2 separate regions of the Mus musculus genome follow, and region 1 is linked to region 2. A link is a loop called in an ENCODE intact Hi-C map of the cell type or tissue named here. Cell type or tissue: heart. All regions are shown on one strand. Links, peaks and the distances in the headings refer to the core of each region. The heading gives the core; the rest is flanking DNA. Region 1 holds the start of Raver1 (ribonucleoprotein, PTB-binding 1). Region 2 holds the start of Icam4 (intercellular adhesion molecule 4, Landsteiner-Wiener blood group).

Region 1 (11,764 bases), core at 2,057-10,056, 61 kb before region 2:
TCTGTGGGCCACCGAGATGACTCAGCAGGTAAAGGTGCTTGCAGCCAAGCCTGACAACTGAAGCTTGGTCCTCAGGATGAATTCGCATGGTGGAGAGGACCTCACACCTCTCTCTGATGCTCACACACACTGCACTCCCACCCACACATCCATGGTGATTAAGTAAATGGAGTTATAAACATGAAAGCTGTGTGCAGTGCTGCGTCCCCTTAATCTTAGCACTCAGGAGGCAGATGCAAGTAGATAGATTTCTGTAAGTTCAAGGCCAGCCTCATGATTATAGTGGGTTCAAGGCAAGTCAGAGATACGCAATGAGACCTTGTCTCAAAGATAAAATAATAAAGCCAGGCATGGTGGTACATGCCTTAATCTCAACACTTAGGAAGCAGAGGCAGGCAGATCTCTGAGTTCAAGGCCAGCCTGGTCTACAGAGTAAGTTCCAGGACAGTCAGAACTACACAGAGAAACTGTCTCAACCCTCCCCCTCCCCCAATAATAATCATATAAACAGGCAAGAGAATAGGGTCTGGAGAAATGGCTCAGCCATTAAACATTAGGCTCACAACAAAAAGGCAAGAATAGAAAGTTAGATGTGGTGGCATTGCCTGTAGATGCTTCTGTTGGGGAAGCTAAGGCAGGAGGATTATTTGAGCCCAGCTATTCAAAACCAAGTAGCACAGCAAGACCGTATCCCAAGAAATTAGAAGAAAAAAACAAAGAGAGAGAGAAAAGAACAGCAAACAGCAAGGCACATTGCTCTGCACACAGTGACCAGTCTGCGATGCGTTTGTATATAATATGGTACAAAGTGTAACTGCATGCCTTCCATGTGTGCATGTCTCATGTCTATGTGCATCTCTTTGTGTGGCCATGTAAATGACTATGTAGGAGTCTCTATAAATGTCCGTATGTTCCAGTGCATGTGTGTTTATGTATGTGTATTCATGAGTGTTCCTGTTAGGACATTTATGTCTGTGAGTTGTCCCTCTGTCGATTCTGCACTCCCAACCCCATTTTTGAGACAAGGTCTTAGGTGCCAATGACTTCAGTGTACAGTGGCAAGGATGCCCTTGGATTAATGTCTTCCTCCATCCCCGACACTCCTCCCTCCCATTTTAAATTACATTGATTTGTGTGTGAAATAGTGAGATGGCCAGAGGGCCTGGTTTAATAGTTACTGGGATGAAACCCAGCTCTTCATGAGTCCCAAGCAAGCACGCTACCACTGGAGCCATAGTCTGGGTCTCTCTTTTCGGCTGTTTGAGGCAAGGTCTTGCTCTGTAATCCAGACTAGCCTAGAACAGGTGATCCTCCTGCCTCAGCCTCTGATGTGCTAGAGACACACACTCTAACTCAGGCTCTGTCGGTTCAAATCACCTCACTTCGCTGATCTGTTTTCCCATCTATAGCAGGAAAAGTAATGAGGGTTCATTAGCTGCTTGAAGTTGTTTGACACCTAAACAGTATATGGAGGGGTGCACAGCAAATTAGTGATGAATGTTTGGCCCCCGCCCTCTCTGTTTTTTTGAGATGGGAGATGGGTTTCTCTGTGTAGCCCTGGCTCTGTAGAACTTACTCTATAGATCAGGCTGGCATTGAACTCATAGAGATCCACCGGCTTCTGCCTGCTGAGTACAGGGAATAAAGGCGTGCGCCACTTCCAGCCTCTTTTTTGTTTCTTATAGTAATGGATGTTAATCCTATAAATGGCCATCTTCCCTCCACTGTGATGTCCTTGAAAACTGAGTATCTTTTATCTTAGTGCCTGGTGCAGGGCGCAGGAACAAAAGGAAATTTCTCCTTTGTCCTCTGAATGTTTCCTGGAGTAACTGGAAAGGAGCAGAGGACACAGCTGAGCAGCAGGAGTCCCTGCCTAACACTGCCCCTGGGAGAGAAGAGCTGGGAGCAGGGCTCAGCCCCTGCCTAGACTACCTGTGAGAGGCCAGGTAGGTCATGGCTGGGGGTGTGCCTGTGACAGCATGTTTAAAAAGAAAGAAAAGCAATTAGCCGGGCAGTGGTGGTGCAAGCCTTTAATCCCAGCACTTAGGAGGTAGAAGCAGGCAGATTCCTGACAGCCAGGGCTGCACAGAGAAAACCTGTCTTGAAAACAAAACAGGGGGCTGGAGAGATGGCTCAGCGGGTAAGAGCACTGACTGCTCTTCCAGAGGTCCCAAGTTCAATTCCCAGCAACCACATGGTGGCTCACTCACAACCACCCATAATGAGATCTGACGCCCTCTTCTGGTGTGTCTTGAAGACAGCTACAGTGTACTCATATAAATAAATCTTTAAAAAGAAAGAAAACAAACAAAAGAAAGAAAGAGAGGGAGAAAGGAAGGAAGGAAGGAAGGAAGAAAGGAAGGGAAGAAAGAAAGAAAGAAAGAAAGAAAGAAAGAAAGAAAGAAAGAAAGAAAGAGGCCAATTTACAGTTTGCAGCAGGCACACCCATTTCCTCCCTGTTTGCTGGGGTCTCTAGACTTTGTGTTTGTCCTTTTCTACGGGGCTCCTTGAGGGTACTGAGCTGCCCCACTCCATTCCCCTGCCAGCCCCCAGAAATCCTGGAGATGTTGGTAAAGGCAGGGGCTTGCTTGTAGATGGTGGGTTTTAGCTGAGCCGTGAAAGTGGACATCCAAGACCTCACAGGCTTTGGGAAGTATAAGCACATCCTGGACAGGGCAGCTCTAGAAGCAAGGGCAGAATGAGTATGGAAGTGGCACTGGGGTGGACTTGTGAGAAGGACCCTGGTTAGGAGGACCCTGATTAGGGCTCCTCTGTTTCTGTGAATTGTTATCCTTAGTTTTGCCAGTGAGTCCTCCACATCTTCCAAGCCCCCCACTATCTTGGAGGTAGGGACATGGAGGCTTATAAGACTGCTTTCTGGATGGTCTGTTCCTGGCTTCCGAAGCAGCTCCAAATGATGCTGTGGACAAGATGCTCAACACTATAGTCTAAAGCCATGGGGACATGCTCAGGCCAAAGCCACTGCCACAACCAGACAGAGTGAGGGAAATGTCAAACAGATGGAGAGATGGTCTGTAACCTGTGCCTCAAATGCAGAAGTATGGAGGCCTGGGAGCACTTGACAGTAAGAAAGACACAGGGCTCCAGAAGCCATACAGGTGGGGCCTATGAGGGTAGAGACAGGGCCAGGCCATAATGGAGGTGTGGCTTGAGCCATGGGAAGGTCATGGAGTCAGTAGTTCCTGAAGTATGTCTTCTCCTTTAGGTTTCCCAGGGCCTATTCTAAGCCTGAGCAGGACCAACATCACAGAGCTGTCCATGGTCCATGGGACTTGCACACTGGTCATGCTGGAAAGTTATTCTGCCCCTCCTCTTGGAAGCTGGCTCAGCTTCATCTCCAGAACACCAAGAGGGACAATGGGCATGTCTTTTGCAGTGCCACCCTGGAGGTGGGTGGCTGACTCCTCACAAGAGCACCACTGTCCACCTGCATGCCCTGTTGAGTTGGTCATTCAGACCTTTTAAGATCTCCTCCCTCTGTCCTTGCTTGGGAAATCTTGACTCTTCCCTGGCCTTAATATCCTTCTATGGATATCTGGAGTGTCTGATCATGTGGTGGTTTTATAGATTGCTCCAAGACTGATCATGCCAAATGTCCCCAGCACTCTGTGTTACAAAGGTAGGATTCCTACTCTAAGTGTTACAGCTCAGATAGAAAGGCATCTTGGCAGTCAGAAGTCAAGGAATACCACAAAGTCATACCACACAACAAACCTCATACAAGAGATTTATGGGAAAACTACAAGAGAGTGGCTGCCTTTGCTCAGGAGACAGCAGCTAAGAGCTGAGTAGGAGACAGGCTTTATATAAAGAGGCTTTCCAGGATGTCTGCGGTTTGGTGGGATTCTATGGCCTGATCTTTGGACAATCTCGGGAATTGGTGGGATTCTATGGCCTGATCTTGGTGTTTTTTGTTTTTTTAAATCTCTGTTGTAGGTCAGGGCTTGGTTGTCTGGGGCAGGGCTTGGTTGTCTGGGGCAAGCACCTGGCCATTTAGACACCAGCGGTTAGAACCCACGTTTAGAGTAGCCAGGGGGGCAGGGCCTGGCCACGTGCACCTTGAGGGTTTTACAGCACACCTTGCAGTGCCAGGCCCAAGGCCATGAGCTCCAAAGCTCCGGCATGAGGGCACCAGGCATGGGGTACCTCATTACTTGTCAACCTAAACCACGACGGCACCTATCACTGCCAGGAAACTGGCCCAAGAACACCTTGCTCACAGTGACTGACATTCAAGGTAACGGAGGAACCTGTACGGTCTACAGGGGCAAGTTCAGCAGGAACCCAGGACACACATATGCACTTGGGTCTCTCTGTGCCGATCAAGGCCAGGATGGCCAACATCACTATGGGGGTGTTCATGCCCCTAGGGATGGTGACCACTGCAGTGGCGTCAGTGTACACCCTCAGGATGCAGAACCCGAGTGGCTGCTACCACTTGAGAAACAGAAGTACCTCTGTGTCTCTCAGCACACTGTCGTCCAAAGATACAGCCCAGGGTAAGTTGTCCTGAGACAGGGGAAGACCAAGGTCCAGACTGAGAGGAGGATTGGGCCGTATCAAGTTCCAGATCAATAAAACCTTCAAGGGCTGGAGAGATGGCTCAGTGGTTAAGAGCACTGACTGCTCTTCCAGAGGTCCTGAGTTCAATTCCCAGCAACCACATGGTGGCTCCCAACCATCTGTAATGAGATCCGATGCCGTCTTCTGGTGTGTCTGAAGAGAGTGACACACATTAAATGTACTCACATTAAAAAATATAAAAATAAATCTTTAAAATAAAACTTTCAGCATGATAGTGCACACCTTTAATCCCAGCTCTCTGGAGGCAGAGGCAGGTGGATCTCTGTGAGTTCAAGGCCAGCCTAGTCTACAGAGTAAGTTATTCCAGGACAGCCACAGAGAAACCCTGTCATGAAAGACAAACACACACACACATTAGCACTTGCCCATAGACTCCTGAAAGTAGTTTTCTGGTGCTAGAGAGATCCATGTCTGTCATTATAAACTGCTGATCTTTTCTTCCTTGTGTCTTTTGCCAGTTCCTTCCCCAGCTCCTGTTTAACTTTTTGCTTCCTGTGCTGTCTATCTCTACTACCCCTACCAAGTCTGCTGGAAATGAAACTCAGGGGTTGCCATGCTTAGCAGTTAGTCCTTTTTTTCTTTGTTTTTTGAAACCCTGACTTACTATGTAGACCAGGCTGCTTAGGCCTTCAGAGTGCTGAAAATAATGCCAGCATTTGTCGTTGTTATTTGGTTGTTTGTTTTTCTTTTTTGAATCAGGTTTATCTCAAACTTGAGTTGTATAGTAGGGAATGACTTTGAACTTCAAGTCCTGCAGCTTCCATTTTGGTTTTTCGAGACAGGATGTCTCTGTGTAGCCCTGGCTGTCCTGGAACTCACTCTGTAGACCAGGCTGGCCTCGAACTCAGAAATCCACCTACTTCTGCCTCCCAAGTGCTGGGATTTAAGGCGTGCGCCATCACTGCCTGGCAGCTTCCATTTCTAAAGTGCTGGAATTGCATGCGTACATCAGTACACCTAATTTTTGTCTGTCGTTTCATTTTCTCTTTTGAGACAGGATCCTCATGAATTTGATTTCCGTTGTAACTGTGGATGACATCATAAGATCTGCCTTCCCCTCTAAAGGGCTTAGATTACAGGTGTGTGCACCTGACCAACTCTTAAGGCGGTGTTAGGGATTCACGCCTGCCTATTCTCAATCCTGCCTTGTAAGGCGGCTCCATGTTGCAGCTCCGCCCTTTTATTCAATGGCCCAGAGTCAGGGGAAGGGGGCAACGCTCGCGGGGCTGGTTCTAGCCAATACGCTGAAAGGGGCCGGGAGAGAGGCGGGGCTTCCACCAACCAATCACTACACGCGACCTCCTTGCCGCTCTATGTCGCTCCGCCCTGAGCTCGCTGGTCCCAGAAGGCGCCGGGTTTCCCAAGATGGCGGCCGACGTGTCCGTTACTCACCGGCCGCCGCTGAGCCCAGAGGCGGAGGCCGAAGCGGAAACTCCCGAGACCGTCGATCGCCGGGCGCCCGAACAAGAGTTGCCGCCGCTCGATCCGGAAGAGATCCGGAAACGCCTGGAACACACTGAGCGCCAGTTCCGTAACCGCCGCAAGATACTGATCCGAGGCCTCCCGGGGGACGTGACCAACCAGGTATGGGGGGTGGGGGTGAGAGCGTGGCGGGAAACACCACGGTGCGCGTGCGCGCGCACGCGGGCGGGGGGGTGGAAACCGGGCGGTACCAACGCTGCTGTGAGTGGGGGCTCTCCCCAGTGTCATATCCTCTCCCAGGGTCGTGAAACATTAAGAACGAAGTGGAAAGGGCATGGTTAGGAAAAAGAAAAAAAAGAAAACACTTTAAAGTGCTGGTCGACGTTGCTAGGGGCGACCATCGGACTTGGGAGAGGCCAAGTGGTTGAAGGTTGCAGGTAGTTGGAAGGGGCAGGCAGCTGTGGCCCTGCTGAAATATGTACGGGAGACTGTGAATAGATTGATTGAAATAGATTCCAACTGACCCATGCATATTCAGAGGGTTGTTTCCCTCCTCTGCCTTCGGGTGACAGGAGCTCAAATCTGGAAGTTTCAGAATTAAGAGCATGGCTTTTCTTATCAAGCATAATCGACACCTTTTAGAGGTAGACCCGGAAGTTGGAGCTGCATCCCTCAATGCCTACTAGAATTGATTTGGGAAAATGAAGTCTCCTTTCGACATGAACATGCCGCGGTGGGGGGCGGGGGTTGTATTCTGTGGCACTTCCCTGTGGCTAATCTTGTCTGCCGGGACTGCCCTTCTATTGGGAACCCATGTAGAGCAGGGTGTGCAATGCTCTTTGGACCCAAGAAAGTGGTATCTCTGTTGCCCTGCCCGGTGGTGGTGGGATAGGCCCTTTCTGATTGCTGCTAAATTGTCTGCTCACTGGCTCACCCTAGTACCCCCTGCTCTATAGGCACATGGCTAGTGAAGCTGCAGAGGTGTTGGGGAACACAATAAAGGACCAGACAAGGAATAGACACTTGTGTGCATGGTGTCCTGCATATCTGGAACTGCCAGCCCTATCTCCTTGGGCTCATACACAGGTCATTTGGTGCAAGGAAGCCAGGCAACTTGCCCTGGAAGCCAGCATTCAAAACAGCAGCCCTGTCAACATGAGGGAGTTTGGGTGGCCCCTGCACCCACACAGTGTAGGGTCAGATAAGTGAGTGGGGTCCCTGGTCAGGTAGCATGCCCCCTGTTGTCATGACAGCCCTGGCCAGGTACCCCTGGGTAGCATGCCCCCTGTTGTCATGATAGTTTGTGTGTTTCACTTCTTACAGCCTCAGCTGTTTTCCTCTTGGAGAAAATGGCTTCATAATTAGCTGTGGACCGGTTTCAACCTTGCACAGGGGAATCAGACAAGTTGGGCAGCCTCCTTGAAGGTGTGCAGTTTGAGTTGTTGGTGTTCCTAGCATGTAATCTGCAGTCTTGCCCTGCACAAGATAGATTGTAGAAGATAGCTGTATGGACAAACAGCTATTCATTTATCTGCTTGAATGGAGGGTCCACCTGTAGGCGGCCTTGCCCAGTGACTCCCCGGCTTCTGCTTGTGTCTCTGCAGGAAGTACATGACCTCCTGAGCGACTACGAACTCAAGTACTGTTTCGTGGACAAATACAAAGGGACAGGTTTGTGGGTCATGGATGGACAGGGCAATTATGACATGACAGTCCCCAGTGGTAACAGGACCTGGCTCAGCATCTGTTCTGAATTGTGGGTCCTGTGTTGTGTCAGAGGAAGCAGATCCTTGTTCTGTCTGTCCGTGTCTTAATTTTTTTGAGGCGGGGACTCACATGAAGCTGAGGTTGGCCTTGAACTCCTAGAGATCCACTTACCTGCTTTTGCTTCTTGAGTACTGTGATTAAAGGCAGGCACCACCCACCCTTGTCAGTTCCTTTATCTATTGTGTGTGTGTGTGTGTGTGTGTGTGTGTGTGTGTGTGTGTGTTAGCATAGGCAGCTAGTGTGGAAGTTAGAGGACAATGTTCTAAAGTCAGTTTCCCCTTGCTGAGGCAGGATCTCTCGTGGTTCTGTCTTGCTGTATATTCTGGGCAGTTCTATCTTAGACTATGAGGAGGGCTGTGATGACGGGTGCATAGGAGAGCATGCATATACTCATGAGAGTCTGGGGCTGGAACTCGGGCTTAGGTATGGCAGCAGACTCCATTTTCCAGCCTTCTTCTTTCCTTTCTTTGAGGCATGGATTTAGGCTGTAGCCCAGATTGTTCTGGGGTTCATGGTGTGCCCAGTATCCTAAAGCTTGTAGCATTCCTTTAGCTTGTACCACTCCTTTGCCTTTTCTTATGTTGTAGTTTTCTTTATTTGATGTGTATGGGTGTTTTGCCTGAGCACCATTTGCGTGTTTGGTGCCCACTGAGGCTGGCAGAGGGCACCAGATTTCATGGAACCAGAGTTAAAGAGGGTTATAAGCTGCCGTGTTGGTGCTGGGAACCAAACCCCATCCTTGCAAAAGCAGCAAGTACTCTTTAAGTGCTGAGCTATCTCTCCAGCCCCATTTTTGGTTTTGGACTTTAGGTTTTACTTAAAGCAGAGTCTCATATAACCCAGATTAGAGTTAAATTTATTGTATAAGTGGGTTGGCCTTAAACATCAAGACACCCCCCTGCCTCCGCTTGCAAAGTGCAAGGCTTGTGATCCGTGTGTCAGTGTGCTCAGCTCCCCAGTGCTCTTACTTGTCTCTTCCTAACCCAGGCCCACTGGGCACCCTACTCTGCCATAGGCTGTATGGAGTGCTCAGCCCTATGCCCTTGGGGTAAGACTTGGCAGCGTTGACTTCCCCTGTGAAGGCCATCAGTGAATGTCTATGCTTTCCTGCATTGTGCCAGGTGTTTAGACCATGGAGCACCTTCTGACAACTTAATGTGGAGAGGAATGTGCCCCTTCTAACACCTACCTGACAGGCCAGGCAGTGGTTAAGATCCTGGCCATTGGAGGCGTGGTCACAGGTTGGAATCTTGGTCTGTGTTTACTCTATGGGATTGTATAGGAGTAACAGCAGTGGATGCAGACTGAGTGTGCCTGACACAGACTACTTAGAGCACAGCTGCTGAAGGCTGGGGAGATGGCTCAGCATTTGTCAGATAAGCATGAGGACTGCAGTTGGAACCCCAGCAGCTACAGGAATGCTGGGTGGGCTGGCATGATGACCCACTTGTAATAGAAGTGTGTGGGAGGTGGAGCCAGTCTCCTGAACAAGCTGGGTAGGTAGATTAGCCAAATTAGCAAGCATTAAATAAGAGACAACTTCTACCTATACCTGTGCGTACACTCACTGTAAACATGCATGTATGCCTGTTTACCATACTCATACACATGCAAGAAAAAGAGTCTAGGTATCAACAAAGCAGACCTGGTGCAGTCATCCCACCACAGGGCTTGGAGCATACCAAAAGCCAAGGATATTTAAGTCCCTTTTAGAAAATAACATGGTAGGGTGTGGCACACAGCTTTAATCCTCGCACTTGGACTGCAGAGATAGCTTGATCTCTGAATTTGAGGCCAGTCTGGCCTATAAATCTAGCTCAGGTCAGCCAGGAAACAAACAAACAAACAAAAAGGAAGCAGAAAGCAAGTAAGCAAATACCATCCTGGGAGCAAGTGAGATGGCCCAGTGGGTAAAGCTGTTTTGAAAGTTGTGCTCTAACGTTGGAGGCAGAGCATCAGATCAGACTACTCTTGGCTACATAATACACTTGAGGACAGGCTGAGGTACATGAGGCCTTCAGAAAGGCAGGAAGAAGGCAAAATGAGGTTATGGGATCAAAAGCAGTAGGGGCACAGGGGTACAGAGCCAGGATCTAAGAGAGGAACTAGCTTAGGTTTGGTAGGGCAGTCAGGTAAGTAAGTGGGCAGAGCTCAGGCAGGAGGAGCCCGGCAGGCACCAGAAAGCAGTACTGAGTGTTGTTAGGGGAGCTGGGAGCACCCGAGCTGGGCTGCCTCAGGAGGGTCTCTGAACAAGGCTCCTGTGGCTGTGAAAAGGATTGTGAGTGAGGAGACCAGAGGGGCAGAACACGGCTCTGGAGACCAACTACTGAGTGAGTATTTGTTGTATTCTTGTGTGTGTGTGTGTGTGTGTGAGTGTGTGAGTGAGTGAGTGTGAGTGTGTGTGAGCGCACATGTGCGTGTGTGGTTTACTAGAGATTTCATTTAGGACTTCTTGAATGCTAGGAAAGTGCTCTACTGCCTAAGTACATCCTTAGTCCTTATCTTTGTTTTGTTTTTTAATTTTGTGGTGCTAAAGATGAACACTTTTAACTCCAGCCTCAGGTCTCATTTGTGTTTTTTGAGACAGTGTAAGTCACAATGTACCCAAAGATGACCTTGATTTTCTGATAACCCTGGTTTAGTCTTGTGCTGAAGTGACAGGTGTGTGCTGCCATTCCACAAGATAGAACCCAAGGCCTCATGCATGCTAGGCAAACACTCTACCAACTGAGCTGTTCTCATCCCAGCCCTTGGGTTTTTATAGCCCAGGCTGACTTTGAACTCTGTTCTCCTGGCCCATGTTGCAGATGTTGGGATCACAGCCACAGCCTGGCTCTTGGGTACTGATCTGGTTCTGTTGATTCTCCACCAAAGATGGTGGGTGTGAGGGCTAACCGACTCCCATTTGACCTTTAAGAAGCCAGAACCATTAAGAGTTTGGGGCTTAGGGGCTGCAGAAATGGTTATGAGCACTCACTCCTATCCAACAGTTCTGAGTTCAGTTCCCAGGCACCCACATGGCAGCTCATGCCTGTCTGTGGCTGTCTTCTGGTATGCAGATATACATGCAGATAAAGTACCCATATACATGAAATACACAAGTAAATCTTTTTAAAAATAAAAGAGTTTGGGGTTGGAGCTCAAGTTGGTTCAGTGACCGAGAGCACCGGCTGATCTTCCAGAGAACCCAGGTTCGATGCCCAGCACCCACATCATGGTTTACAACCACCTATAACTCCAGTTCCAGGGACTCTAAAACCATCTTCTGGTCTGCACAGGTACCAGGCACATATGTGTTATGGAGGGACTGGTGGAAATCCAAGGCTCCAGCTGACTGGATTCTGCTTTCCAGTAGTAGATGTTCTATTCACACCTGGTTTAGAGGGCCCAGGGTAGAAAGACAGGTCACTCTGACCCTAGCTTCTCTCCTACCCTACAGCTTTTGTGACTCTGCTGAATGGGGAGCAGGCTGAAGCTGCCATCAACACCTTCCACCAGAGCCGCCTTCGAGAGCGGGAGCTGTCAGTTCAGTTGCAGCCTACCGATGCTCTGCTGTGCGTGGCCAACCTACCACCTAGTCTGACACAGGCACAATTTGAAGAGCTGGTGCGGCCCTTTGGCAGCCTGGAGCGCTGCTTCCTAGTGTACAGTGAGCGCACTGGCCACTCTAAAGGATATGGCTTTGCAGAGTACATGAAGAAAGACTCAGCAGCCAGGGCCAAGTCTGACTTGCTGGGCAAGCCACTGGGCCCACGCACACTGTATGTGCACTGGACAGATGCTGGGCAGCTGACCCCTGCATTGTTGCACTCTCGATGCCTCTGTGTGGACCACCTGCCACCTGGCTTCAGTGATGTGGATGCCCTGCGCCGGGCTCTGTCAGTGGTCTATACCCCCACCTTCTGTCAGGTAGGTCTTGGGTCATTTGAAGCAGCTGTCATAGCTTTGAATGGGGCTCTTGGGAGAGGCT
Region 2 (11,764 bases), core at 1,348-9,347:
TTTACTCTGTACGATATGTGTGTGGGAAAGCATGAAAAGGTAGGCGTTCTCTCCTCCCACCTTCACATGGGTTCTGGCCATCACTTCAGGTGATCAGGCCCCTTTCCTGAGGTCTCAGGATGCTGCTGACTGATCCCCACAAAGCACTCCCCGGTACACTCTCTTGACTGCCTGTTTTTGCCAGACTGTACCCAGTCCCACAGTCCCACCTACACTTCCCTTCAGTGTTTTCCCAATCCCTGCAGAATCCAGCTTCTTTCCTGTCCGTATAGGCCCGTCTCCCCTAACTCGGTGAACTTGGGCATGCATGCCTCTCCCGACTCACATTCCACGGTCAGGGTCACATCTTTGACCGCCTGGCCTTGCCCATTGACTGCTGTGCATCGGTAAGTGCCTGCGAGGGCACGGGTCACTGGACCCAATAGGCCCAGCGCTAGCACCGCCCCGCCCTCAGGCCTTGCACAGTGCACCGAGGGCTCAGGGTTTCCGCGGGCCTCGCAGTGGAGGGTCTGCTCTGGACCCTCTGGCCACGTCCAGCTTCTGGGACAATCCAAGTCATCCAGGCGAGGTGCATCTGCGGGCACGAGGCAGAGGAGATAGATAAGGTTAAAGATGGAGCAGGTAATAGGGGCTTTGGAGGTCACAGAGATAGGGTGAGCATCCACTCACACAGGACACGAAGCTCAGAGCTCTGGTTTTTTCTTAGAGTTTCCCCGTCCACATCGAGGGCGGCGTCGCAGAAGAAGCCCCGCTTGTCATCGTTCTTTGTAACATTTAACTGGAGCTCAGCGGGCTGCCCCGGGACCGCAGCTGGAATTCCCTCCAGGGTGACAAGGGCTCGAGCCCCTGCCCAGCAGCTTATGGTCACCATTTTTCCCTCGGGGGCTTCTGGCTCACTCAAAGTCAGAAGAGGAGTCGGGAAGCCTGAGGGCGGAGAATTGGGTGGGGTTCACTCCCCACTCAGGTAACTCAACCCCTTCTATTTATTCATTTCCAGCTTCTACCTGCTCCTGCCCTGGAACTCTCCTGCCCTGCTTTTTCTGGTGTAGACGCCCCGCCCACTTTATTGGCTCCGCCTCTGTGAGACTCTGGTTCCAGCCCCAGCCAATGAAGGCCCCCTGGATTCCCCTTACTGTAAACAGTCAGGTTTTCCTGGGTCTCCCTGCTTTCGCCCCCGAGGGTCACGACGCACATCAGCTGTTTGGTGCCTTCCTGTTCTGCGCTTGCTGTAGCTGTGGCAGTGGCCACAAGGCTGTCCCCATCGAGGGTCACATTAGGATTGAGCCTCTGATCTCCCAGAGAGAGGTAAACCCCGGCTTCTGGGGCAGGAAACAGTCCATCCAACGTGCAAGTCACCGGCCTTTCTGAGTCCACTTCTAAGACTCGGGGAGCAATAAGACTCGGGGAATGTGGAGGCATGGCTGGGGCGGACAAAGAACAGGATTTGAGTTTATGAACTAAGCATTCAGTGTTGACAAGCCAATTTGCATGCATTGTTTGGTTTCATCCTAAAAATACAGAAGGGCGGGCGAGATGGCACCACAAGTTTAGGTGCTTGTTGTTAAGCCTGACTTGACTCGATCCCCAGGACCTACATGATGGAAAGAGAGAACTAAACTCCTACTTATCCTTTAACTTCCACACATGCACTGTGGCATGTGCATAAACGCATATACACACACTCTCTTTTTCTCTCAATAAATAAATGCATAAAGAAAAAGACCACAGAAGAAAGCACTTGGGCTGGAGAGATGGCTCAGTGGGTAAGAGCACCCGACTGCTCTTCCGAAGGTCCGAAGTTCAAATCCCAGCAACCACATGGTGGCTCACAACCATCTGTAATGAGATCTGACGCCCTCTTCTGGTGTGTCTGAAGACAGCTACAGTGTACTTACATATAATAAATAAATAAATAAATAAATCTTTAAAAAAAAAAAAAAAAAAAAAGAAAGCACTTAAGTTAGTACTTGTGTTGAAGCTGCTAAGCCTTTGGGGATCTAACTATGCAGCCCTGGCTATGTAGACCAGACTGGACTTTAAATGAACAAGAGTTCCGCCTTAGTTCTGCTTGGGCTGAGACTTAGGGCCTACACCACTACACTACGCCCCGCTGCCCTAAACTTAAAACCTGTCAGTTAGGGTCCATACTCACCAAAGGTACGGAGCTGTCTGGGGGCCGAGCTATTTGCAAACAGTCCCAAGCCGTGTGGCCGCAGGTCAAGCTCGGCGAGGCATGAGAAATTGACCCTGTGGTCCTCCCTGCGTGCCAGGACCCTGGCGGTGAGCATCGCACCCCGCGCTCGGGGTGGCTCGCCTACGAAACTGCGGCGAATCAGCTCCTGGCCGCCCCGCAGCAGGGTCAATGTGAGGCTCGCTCGGGGTCCTGCTCCCGGGACCCTGCAGCTCAAGGTGAAGTTCTCGCCCACTGGCTGCCAAGAAGGGAGCGGCACCAGCTCTACCCGATCCGGTCGCTCTGCAAGGGACCAAAACCTGGGCTTTAGCGAGCTGTAGTGCTCTCAGGACAAGCCTAGGAAGGAGGACCAGAGAACGGGTGGGCGGAGCTTTAGGGGGAGGTCCAGGGACCCAAGGGGCGTGTCCACACTGTACTCACGGAAAGTTCGGATGAGTCCACGCGCTTGGAGTGTGCGGCGCGCGCAGCGGAAGAAGCAGACCGGCTGGGTCTCAGGCTCTCGGATGTCCACCAGCTGCCGAGCCAGCCAGCGCAGACCCCTCTGGGTCCCGTTTCGGCGTAGCGAGGTCTCCAGGCCACCGCGCTCCGGCCGCGGACAGTTAGTGCTGCAGTTGAGCCACAGCGAGCCCCCGCGCTCCACGAGCGCCACGCGGGGCTGAAGGTCCGCCCAGAAAGGTTCTAGCGCGACCGCTGCCCAGGAAAACGCGGGCTCAGCCTAGGGACCCCATCTCTGAAATCTTAGTGGCCCCCATCTCCCAAACCAGGGGTGTCTGTAAGGACGAGGAAAGACCACCGCCAAGAAATAGCACGGGAGTCCCGCATCCCACTCAAGATTCGGGACTGACGCACTCTTAGAGGGGCGTCTCTGGAAGCCTTGCTGCCTATGGCAGAGATGGGGAAGCTCGGTGCAGGGATGGGGTCTCAGATGAACACATCAATAGTGAGGAGGAGGAGATTCCAATTTGGGGGGATGGGGAACCAAGTCACTCTTAAGACCCTGACAGGTCGTCAGGAAATGGGGGGGAGAGACACCGAGGCTGGGGGCGAAAGCAAAGTAGAAATGAGAGACTGAGTCAAAGGCTTAAAGGAGATTGTCCCCAAACTTGAGTAACTTGGACAGAAAGCCACAAGGTTAGATTCCGGGAAGGAACCGTGAGGAAAGCCCTAGAAAGCCGGTTGCCAGGGCTCCAGGTGGAGGGGAAACAGGGCCTCTGAGTTATGACAGTTGAGGAGATAGGGTCTTTGAGGATCATAAATAGGGATGATGCTAGTCTGTGAACCATAGGACACGACAGAGCAGGAGAGAACAGGAGAGCCACAGTGTCTCCTGAGCCAGGTTGGGTGCAAAACCCCGAATTCAGAAAAGGTGCTGGGTTCCGATCTGAAAGATCGAGGTGTGTTGGGGTGGAGGAAGGACAGGGAGAAGCCCGGAGCTCCAGGTGGTGGCAGAAGCGTGGGAAGCTAGAAGAGGGCGGAGCCTGGAGGGGACACCCGGGCCGCCCTCTCTGGTCCTTCAATTCCGCCCCCGCCTTATCCACCTGGCTCCGCCGGCGGGCTCTTCTTACCTGAGATGCCTAGGATCCCCAGGCCCAGGGCAGCCCAGAGGCCGAGGAGCGCTCGGCGCAGCCCTGGCGAAGGCCCCGGCATTGCCGCCGCTGCCGGGGAGGGGAGAGCACAGAAGGCGAGGGGAGCGCGAGTGATGGAGAGCGGGGCTGGGAGGACCGCGCAGCGCAGCGGGTGGAGTGTGGGGGTGGCAGAATTGCGCCCAGGGATTGGTTTAAACGTTGGTAACTTGGTTTCTAAGGAGGGGGCGGTGACAGAGGCGGTGATGGGGGGCGAGCTGACAGGAGGCGAGCGCGCACTGGGCTTCTCCAGGCCTTAATGCAGGCGAGCTAGCCAGGCAAGAGCGGTCCCCCGTGGGGGAAAGATCTACATGGAGGTCGGCCTAATGATCTAAAGCCTTCTGGGGGCGACCACGCTCTCCCGCGTCATCCCTGGCGAAGGAGGGAAGGGATGCTGAGAGGCCCTGCCCAAACACCCACCACCATAGGTATAGAGTCTGAGACAACGCGCTGGGTCTCCAAGCCACGCCCATCCTCGGTCCCTCCCACCAGCGCCTGTTTGAGCAAGGGTGGATGGAGAGGTTGCTTGTATTAGCTTGGGGAGTCAATAGTATGCAGGAAATGTGGTTCTAAGAGGAGAATGTGAGGATGCCTTCCTTAACTGAGGTTTCGTTTTGACCTCCAGCAGGCTAAGTATGGGAGCCACGCCCCTAAGACCTCCTCCGCGCACGCGGCGAAGGAAGAGGGGGATCAAGTGCCAGCAAGACTCGGACACGTGTGCGTGTGCGCAGCGTTCGCAGGCTTCTAAATTAGAGTCGACTCCGGCACCCGATCTTTATTTACCCAGAGTGCAGCGGGAATGTGTCTACAACGCTGTTGTGTGTCTAGTCTCTCAGCAGAGCTTCTGCGCCCTCCTCGCCAGGAGTGTGGCCGCCTCTACTGGGTAACTAGTGCGAGATTCTGCAATTCACGCTGGACCAAAAGATCAACTGGGGACACTTTGACCCCAGCTTTGACATCCCTCTCTACATACATACCAGACTCGGAGACAACAAGCACAACGCCAGGAAGCAAGTCTGTGACAGCTCACGTGGCCTGAACAATCATCTCTTAACTTGTTGCTATGCTAGATTTCCTATCTAGTTAGCCGCTTCCTCTACTACTTGAAGAAGGCCCCGCCTACTCGAGTGTTTCTACCTCCCCCCCCCCCCCCAATTAATGATAACCTTGGGGAATCAGGTCTAGCTCCACCCGCTGGCCTTCTCTAGTAACGCACAGGCTCCGTAGTGGAAAAGGAGGGAGGAGAAGGGAAACTTAGCCTCCAATCAGAGCTCCGGCCTGTATCAGCGGAGCCAATCAGAAAAAGCCATACCAAGAGTCAGCCCTGGAGGGGAGGTCAGTTTAGTCTTTCTGCCCCGCACAAATAAAGCTAACAAAACTCTACGCAGAGGAACTCGGGTTCTAGGACCCCATGCTGGCCTTGAAGGAGAAATTTCAAGGTGTTGTTTCCTCCAGTACTACCTCTAATCTACTAATCTTCAGCCCCTACGTAAGGAATTTGGAAAAAGTAAGGTACCTTAAAAAAGAAACCACTTTCTCCAAGAACCGTAAGGCAGAGACTGAGGAGGAAGACTTTATTGTTTCAATAAGAGTCTCTGAATTAATTACTCTGAAGTTCTTTTCCCCTCCCTCTTGTCAGGCATCGAAAACAGATCTATAACTAAGTCTGCACAGCCAGGTACTTGCGCACGTAGACAGCCCCCACAGCCAGGAGGATCCCCACCAGGGTTGCGATGGAGGTAGAGGCCAAGGCTATAGAGGCTGGGCTTAAAGCTGTGGGCAGGAGTGAAAATCAGGAACTAGGAGGTCTGAGGACCGCCAAGCGTGGAGCCCACGCCTGTTCTGCAGGCCCCCTTGGAGTGGCAACATCCCCTCTCCCGCACCCATTCCCTGGGATTACAGGATGCCTCACCGAGGACTGTCAACATAACAGGTGCCGAGCTGCTGCGCACCACTAGCCCGTCGAGATTGAGGCGCGCATGGCAGGTGAGTGGCTGCCAGAGGTCGTTGAGTCCGGCCCGCATCACGTAGGTCAAAGTGACATTAGCCAAATCTGAACCGGTGAAGCGCTCCAGGCTTTCATGATAAATCACTCGGCCACCTCTTCTCAGGCTCACCACCAAGAATCCCACTGGGAACACGTGTGTCACATAGCATCGCAGAGTGTACTTGTGGCCCACTAGGACCGGAGGCTCCAAGATCACGCTTCTGGGCCGTTCTAAGGCAAGAGAGATAAGGCCCACAGGCACCCCTTAAAGCAATTACCATCTATCCGCTTCCTCCACCCCTCTCCCCTCACCCCAGCCCGGCCTGAGCCCCGGTCTCCCTCACTGTAAGCAGTGATCCTGGCGGTGGCCTCTCGGGTTTCTCCTGCGCAAGTGACGACGCAGCGCACCTTGGAATTCCAGGCCCTCACATCCAGTAGCTGGTAAGATACCCAGCCGGATCCATTAACTATCTTTCCCTGCCGCAGTTGGGTGCGCAGGCTGGAATGCACCGGCAGGGGGCAGTTGTGGCTGCAGTTAAGCCACGCTGAGCCCCCGGGAGGCACGGCCTCTAGCTCTGGATTAAGACGCACCCAGAAAGGTGCTGAGGTCACGGAAGGCGCGGGAGGACTTTGCATCCACTCTTGCTGGGGGCTCCCACCCCTCGGATAGGCAGCCACCAGCAAAAGCGACGGGAGCAGAAGGGCAGACTCCATGGCACAAAGCCCGCGCTGAAGTGCGGGCGGAACGCCAGGGAGTTTAGGCTGGCCGCAGGAGATAAGAAGGCACCCTGGCCACGCCCCAGAATGGGCCTCGGCCGGCCCTGATGAAGATACCTGCCTCCCCTCCCATCAGACCCTACAATCAACCAAAAGCCATTGCACAGTTCTGGACCTGCTCTTTAGTTTTTACGTAAGCCCCAAGAAGTCTTTAAAAATTAAAAAATAAAATAACGCTTGGTGATGGCACATGCCTTTGATCCCAGCACTCCCAGGGAGGCAGATCTCTGTAAGTTCAAGGCCATCCTGATCTACACTGGGAAACCCTGTCTATCTAACGTAGATTTTACTAGACATGGCAGTGGCTTTGTCATTTAGTCCTAGCATTCAGGAGACAGGTTGGCCCATCTTTGTGAAGTCAAGGCCAGCCCATTCCACATAGCAGATTTCAGGACATCCATGGCCACAAAGAGAACCTGTCTCAAAAAAGAAAGGGGGTGGGGGTGGGGACCAACCTGATCCACAGACTCAGAGTTAGGGTTAGGTTACCAGACAACCCTGAGGCATTATGGGAGTCGGCAGTCCTTAGGGCTTTGCCTAACTGATGTGATGACTGTACACAAACTCACAAGACACTCAGGCCGACATAAAACTTTATTGATTCAAAGGAAAGGTTTCTGTGCTGGGAGGGGTGCTTACCCTCCCACAGCAGCTTGCACGACCCTTCTAAGGAGTTGGAACATTTCCTTCCAGGCTTTCTCTTTGAGGTGGAGCCGCCTGGGACCATGATTTCATGAGCATGAGGCTCGATTGTTCAGCTGCTAAGGCATGGTGGCTGACATTGGGAACAAAAGTAGGTGGGGAGGTGCTGGGACGCTCCAGGATGTGGAGGAGCAGAGAACCACTGCCAGTCCACATAGTGTTTATGTGACTGGTGAAAAAAGTCGACCCTTATGAGAAAAGCATCCTGACCAGTAGAGAAACCCTCGACCCATGTGATCTTTCCCCAGACTCTCACAGCATCTGCAGCAGGGTCCAGGCCATAACTTATACATTCACCTCCTCACTGATCTACTATATACAGGGTACTCAATAAATAGCTGGTAAAACTCTAAATTAATAAATACATCAAGAAGAGTTGGGGACAATGTCTCAGCTTTCCTGTGTCGGGGGGAAGTGTGGTCTTCTTGCTTGTGTCTACTGGATATCATGTCTTCCTTAGGCAGGAGCCCCTCAGCAGGGGCAATAGAGAATGAAGTCAGCGTTTCTTGGCTGAAGGTCCACCGGGCTGTAGGTGGGTCCGGGTCACACGTGTTCACAGTCTTGCTCCATCCACCGAGTCCTCTTAGCTCTGAGGCTACAAGTGTGCATCCCCCAGGCCACCATCCTGTTCTGTGACAGCCAGAGGAAGTGGCTGAGGGTAAATGCTGTCTACCATTCTGTTCAAAAGCAGCAGCAGCTGTTGCCCTGCAGGGGGTCCAGGCAGGAGTCTCATCCAGCAGGCTCAGGGAGGTGGGGCTTGTCCCTTGAGTTTTATGGCCTCCTCCTGAGCCTTCTGTAACTTGTATATCCTGATCTTTCTCTGGCGGTTATAAACATAAGAGGCTGCCATCACGAGGCCCACAATGACCAGCAGTACTGGCACCAGAATGATTATAGTCCAGTTATTTTGAGAGTGGTCTGTGTGGTAGAGACAGAAGGGAATGGTGAGACTTGAGGCCCTGGCACCTAGCCCACCCCTCATCCAGCCTTATATCCTGGGATACTCACACAGTACTGTCAGGTACACATTCCTGGTGACATTCCCATGGGAGCTAAAGGCATGGCACACGTATGTACCATTCATCTCCTGTTTGACAGACTTCACCACCCCGATGGGCAGCAGGGCACCATCTGCCTTCCGTCTGCAGGTCATCTTAGGAGATGGGTTCCCCCAGGCCTGGCATTTCAGAGTCTGCTGAGACCCCTCTTGCCAGGTCCAGTTCCCCAAGCAGTCCGTCTCGTCCAGCCGAGGACCATCTGGAGAAATAGTGTCAGAGACAGAGATCAGGGAAAGCTCCGAAGGCACATGGGGCAGTAGGAAATGACTATCACTCAGCACTGCAGCCAACTCACACAGCACGTGCAGTTCCAGGGTCTGGTTTTTAAACAGGAACTTTCCCGCCACCTCCAGAGCGGCAGAGCAAAAGAAGCTTCGTTTGTGATCCTCCGAGCTGGCATTCAGTGTGAATTGGACCTGCGGGGTGGGTGGCCTAGGCTCGACGCCGCTCAGAAGAACCACCTTCGACCCACTGTGGGCTTCACACTTCACAGTTACTTGGCTCCCTTCCGAGACCTCCAGCTGGCTCAGGGTCAGGACCGGAGCTGAAAAGTCTGGGAGCGGGACACACCGTGAGCCCCGCCCAGTGCAAACCCCCGCCTATGACCACTCAGCCTCAAGTACAAGATGGACCTTTAGTGTCAGCCCCAATCTCCAGCACTGGCCATCCAGGAACTGGGCCTAGCTGAAACTAGGCCTTCTGAAAGGCCTAGCCCCACACTTTTTGAGACAGGGTCTCATTGTGTAGCCCTGGCTGGCCTGGAACTCATAAGGACTCTACCTACTACCTCTGCCACCCTTGTGCTGGGATTAAAGCAGTGCTAAGCCTCCCTTCAGTTCTCTCTCTTGAAAGTGCCACCACAGGCGCTAGTCGTGCCCCTGGTGCCAGTCCTTACTCCTGAATGAGCTACCAAGTTAGGCTACGCCCCCGAAGGGCCCACCCTTGTCAGTCCTACCCCTTTAGTACCCCTCCATTGGGGTCAGTCAGGTCTCAACATCGCTATCTCTGGACTAAGCCCCGCCCCTTCTTACTGTAGACTGTTAAGGTCCTCTGCGTCTCCAGGATCTGGTCCGCTAGCTCCAAAACGCAGCGCAGCGGCAGGGTTCTGTCGAACTCCTCAGTCACCTCTACCAAGGCAGTGGCTGACACAGAGTCACTGCTGTTTGTGCTCTCCTGGGTCGGCATCTGGCCTCCCAGCTCCAGGTATATCCGAGCTTCAGAGGCAGGAAACAGGCCTTCCAGGGAGCAAAACAACTTCTGCTGGGTGCCCACCTCCAGGAGGTCAGGGGTGTCGAGCTTTGGGATGGTAGCTGGAAGATCTTGGGGGAGAAGACAGGCATGAGCAAGTGGAGTTCCGGGGTCTGGGTTGTTTTTTTTAACAGCAACTGCCCAGCCACCTCCAGGGCCGCAGAACAAAAGAAGTGTTGTTTGTGATCCTGGAGGCTGCCACTCAGTATGAGTTGGACCTCTGGGGTCCACCCCACACACCACCCTTTTTCTTTCTTTTTATTCATTTATTTGCTGTGTATATATGTATGTGACTCACTTGTGGAGGTCAAAAGACAACTTTCAGGAGTCAGTTTCTCCTTTGGAAGCTGGGAATTGAACTCAGGTCATCAAGCTTGGATGCAAGTCCCTTCCTTTACCCACAGAGCCAGCTCACCATCCCCAAAACTCCCACTATCTGGATTACTATCTTCTCAGCACCTTTCCCCCATTGCTGGGGTCTTCTTCCTCCCAAGAACCCACTTGCCCGCTGTGAAGGACCTCACCGAAAGTCCGGAGGCTCCTGGCCTCGGAGACATTAGAGAACAATGCCAGCCCTTGCGGCCTGAGATCCAGTTCTGTGCGGCATGAGAAATTGGCTCCGTGGTCCCCTCTGCTAGCCAGCACCGTGAATGTGATCTCCTTGGGGTCCTTGGGGTGCCCACCCACTGGCTGGCGGCTCAGTATCTCCTCCCCACGGAGCAGCACTGCTGAGAGCTGGGTCCGCGGTGCTCCACCATCCACGTGGCAGCGCAGGGTGAGGTCCTTGCCTACTTGCTGCCAGGCTGGCAGAGGTCTCAGCTCCACACTCTCCGGAAACGCTGCAAGGAAACGGGGTTGGGGATCCTGTAAGCTGGACTGCCGTAGACAGACCTACACCTGCCTGAAGACTTCAGTCTCCCCCAAACATGCCCCACCACGTAAGCAGCCAGGAATGCAGAGAGCTTCGGGGAAAGCTAGGGAGGAGGTCAGGAGTGTTTGCACAAGGATCGTCAACCATTCCCAGCAGCGGTAGCTGAGAGGTTGAAATACACTCCAAAATCTATCATCAGGAGACTGCAAATAAGTAGGAATATATATGTATCTGGGTGTGCGGAAGGTTGAGGGGGTGGTGGCCCAGTTTTAGAGGACTTGCCTACTAGACAGGAAGCCCTGGGTTGCATACCCAGTCCCACAAATAAGATTAAATTAAATTAAATGGGCCAGTGAGATGGCTCAGTGGGTAAATGTGCTTACCACATAACCTAAGTACCCAAATTCAATCCCTGGATCCCAGGCTGGGCAGCAGTGGCAGAGGCCTTTAATCCCAGCACTTGAGAGGCAGAGGCAGGTGGATCTCTGTGAGTTCGAGGCCAGCCTGGTCTACAGAGTGAGTTCCAGGACAGCCAGGGCTACACAGAGAAACCCTGTTTGGGAAAACAGACAATCCCTCATGTAAACTTGGACAAAGAGAATAGCTCCACAGAGCTGTCCAGCCTCCATATGCTCACCCGGCACGCAGGTGTGCACTCGCACGCCAGACACACACAATAAAAACAACAAAGGAGCCGGGTGTGGTGGCTCACGCCTTTAATCCCAGCACTCGGGAGGCAGAGGCAGGCGGACTTCTGAGTTCAAGGCCAGCCTGGTCTACAAAGTGAGTTCCTGGACAGCCAGGGATATACAGAGAAACCCTGTCTCGAAAAACCAAACCAACCAACCAAACAAACAAATAAATAAATAATAAAGAAGACAAAACAATAAAAGCTGAGAGTGGTGGTACAGTCTGTAATTCCAGCCAAAGAAGGAGACTGGCAAGGCTGAGGCTAGCCGAGACTAAGTGAATTGAGGTATGCAAAACTAAGCTGCACTTGTGTCAAAACTCCAAGACTAATCCATGAAATCTTCACGGTAACAAAGAGTGGGGTGTGCAGGTCCAGGACCAATTCTTGATTTTGTGAGATAGTAGTTACTGGAGACCCTGTTCCCAAATTAAAAAGAATTAAGGTTGTACCTCCGTGGTAAAACCCCTCATAGAATCCCCCAGTGAAGGACCGAGGGTGTGGTACAGTAGTGGAACCCCAGGGCCATCACTAAGCTTTGACCTCTCTTCTCAGCCTTACTTTTCTTTCTTCCTTTCCTATATTTTTCCTTTCCTTTTTTTTTTTTTTTTTGAGGTAGG

The links. A loop is a pair of places that touch in the nucleus more often than their neighbours do. Peaks named below come from ENCODE experiments on the same cell type or tissue, not always from the same donor. Only the 100,000 strongest peaks of a DNase experiment are listed, where the experiment ranks them.
Region 1: it touches region 2 in a loop (2.2-fold over the local background); 8 of 42 quality-filtered maps call a loop at or near these places.

The regions. Positions count from the first base shown.
Region 1 is chr9:21,086,184-21,097,947 of GRCm38, reverse strand. Raver1 (ribonucleoprotein, PTB-binding 1) reads left to right here and starts at 5,949. Exons shown (of 13, transcript NM_027911.4): 1 at 5,949-6,189; 2 at 7,632-7,698; 3 at 11,234-11,703. The coding sequence starts at 5,971. Gm38431 (predicted gene, 38431) reads left to right here and starts at 5,940. Exons shown (of 17, transcript NR_038081.2): 1 at 5,940-6,189; 2 at 7,632-7,698; 3 at 11,234-11,703. In heart, for the core only: no CTCF peak of the experiment used is centred there; DNase peaks (open chromatin) are centred at 4,272, 5,887 and 7,207; H3K4me3 peaks cover 2,940 bases; H3K27ac peaks cover 1,958 bases.
Region 2 is chr9:21,024,204-21,035,967 of GRCm38, reverse strand. It overlaps Icam1 (intercellular adhesion molecule 1), which reads right to left. Exons shown (of 7, transcript NM_010493.3): 3 at 10,110-10,424; 4 at 9,369-9,656; 5 at 8,633-8,890; 6 at 8,288-8,536; 7 at 7,154-8,197. The coding sequence ends at 8,022. Icam4 (intercellular adhesion molecule 4, Landsteiner-Wiener blood group) reads right to left here and starts at 6,536. Exons shown (of 3, transcript NM_023892.3): 1 at 6,145-6,536; 2 at 5,726-6,031; 3 at 5,372-5,586. The coding sequence starts at 6,514. The coding sequence ends at 5,474. Icam5 (intercellular adhesion molecule 5, telencephalin) reads right to left here and starts at 3,930. Exons shown (of 11, transcript NM_008319.2): 1 at 3,757-3,930; 2 at 2,612-2,881; 3 at 2,153-2,473; 4 at 1,134-1,421; 5 at 670-924; 6 at 326-574. The coding sequence starts at 3,838. Mir1900 (microRNA 1900) reads left to right here and starts at 3,640; the gene lies at 3,640-3,717. In heart, for the core only: CTCF peaks have their summits at 4,818, 5,035 (motif pointing left) and 6,309 (motif pointing right); DNase peaks (open chromatin) are centred at 2,577, 4,477, 5,047, 6,367 and 4 weaker places; H3K4me3 peaks cover 4,822 bases; H3K27ac peaks cover 4,720 bases; H3K27me3 peaks cover 6,382 bases.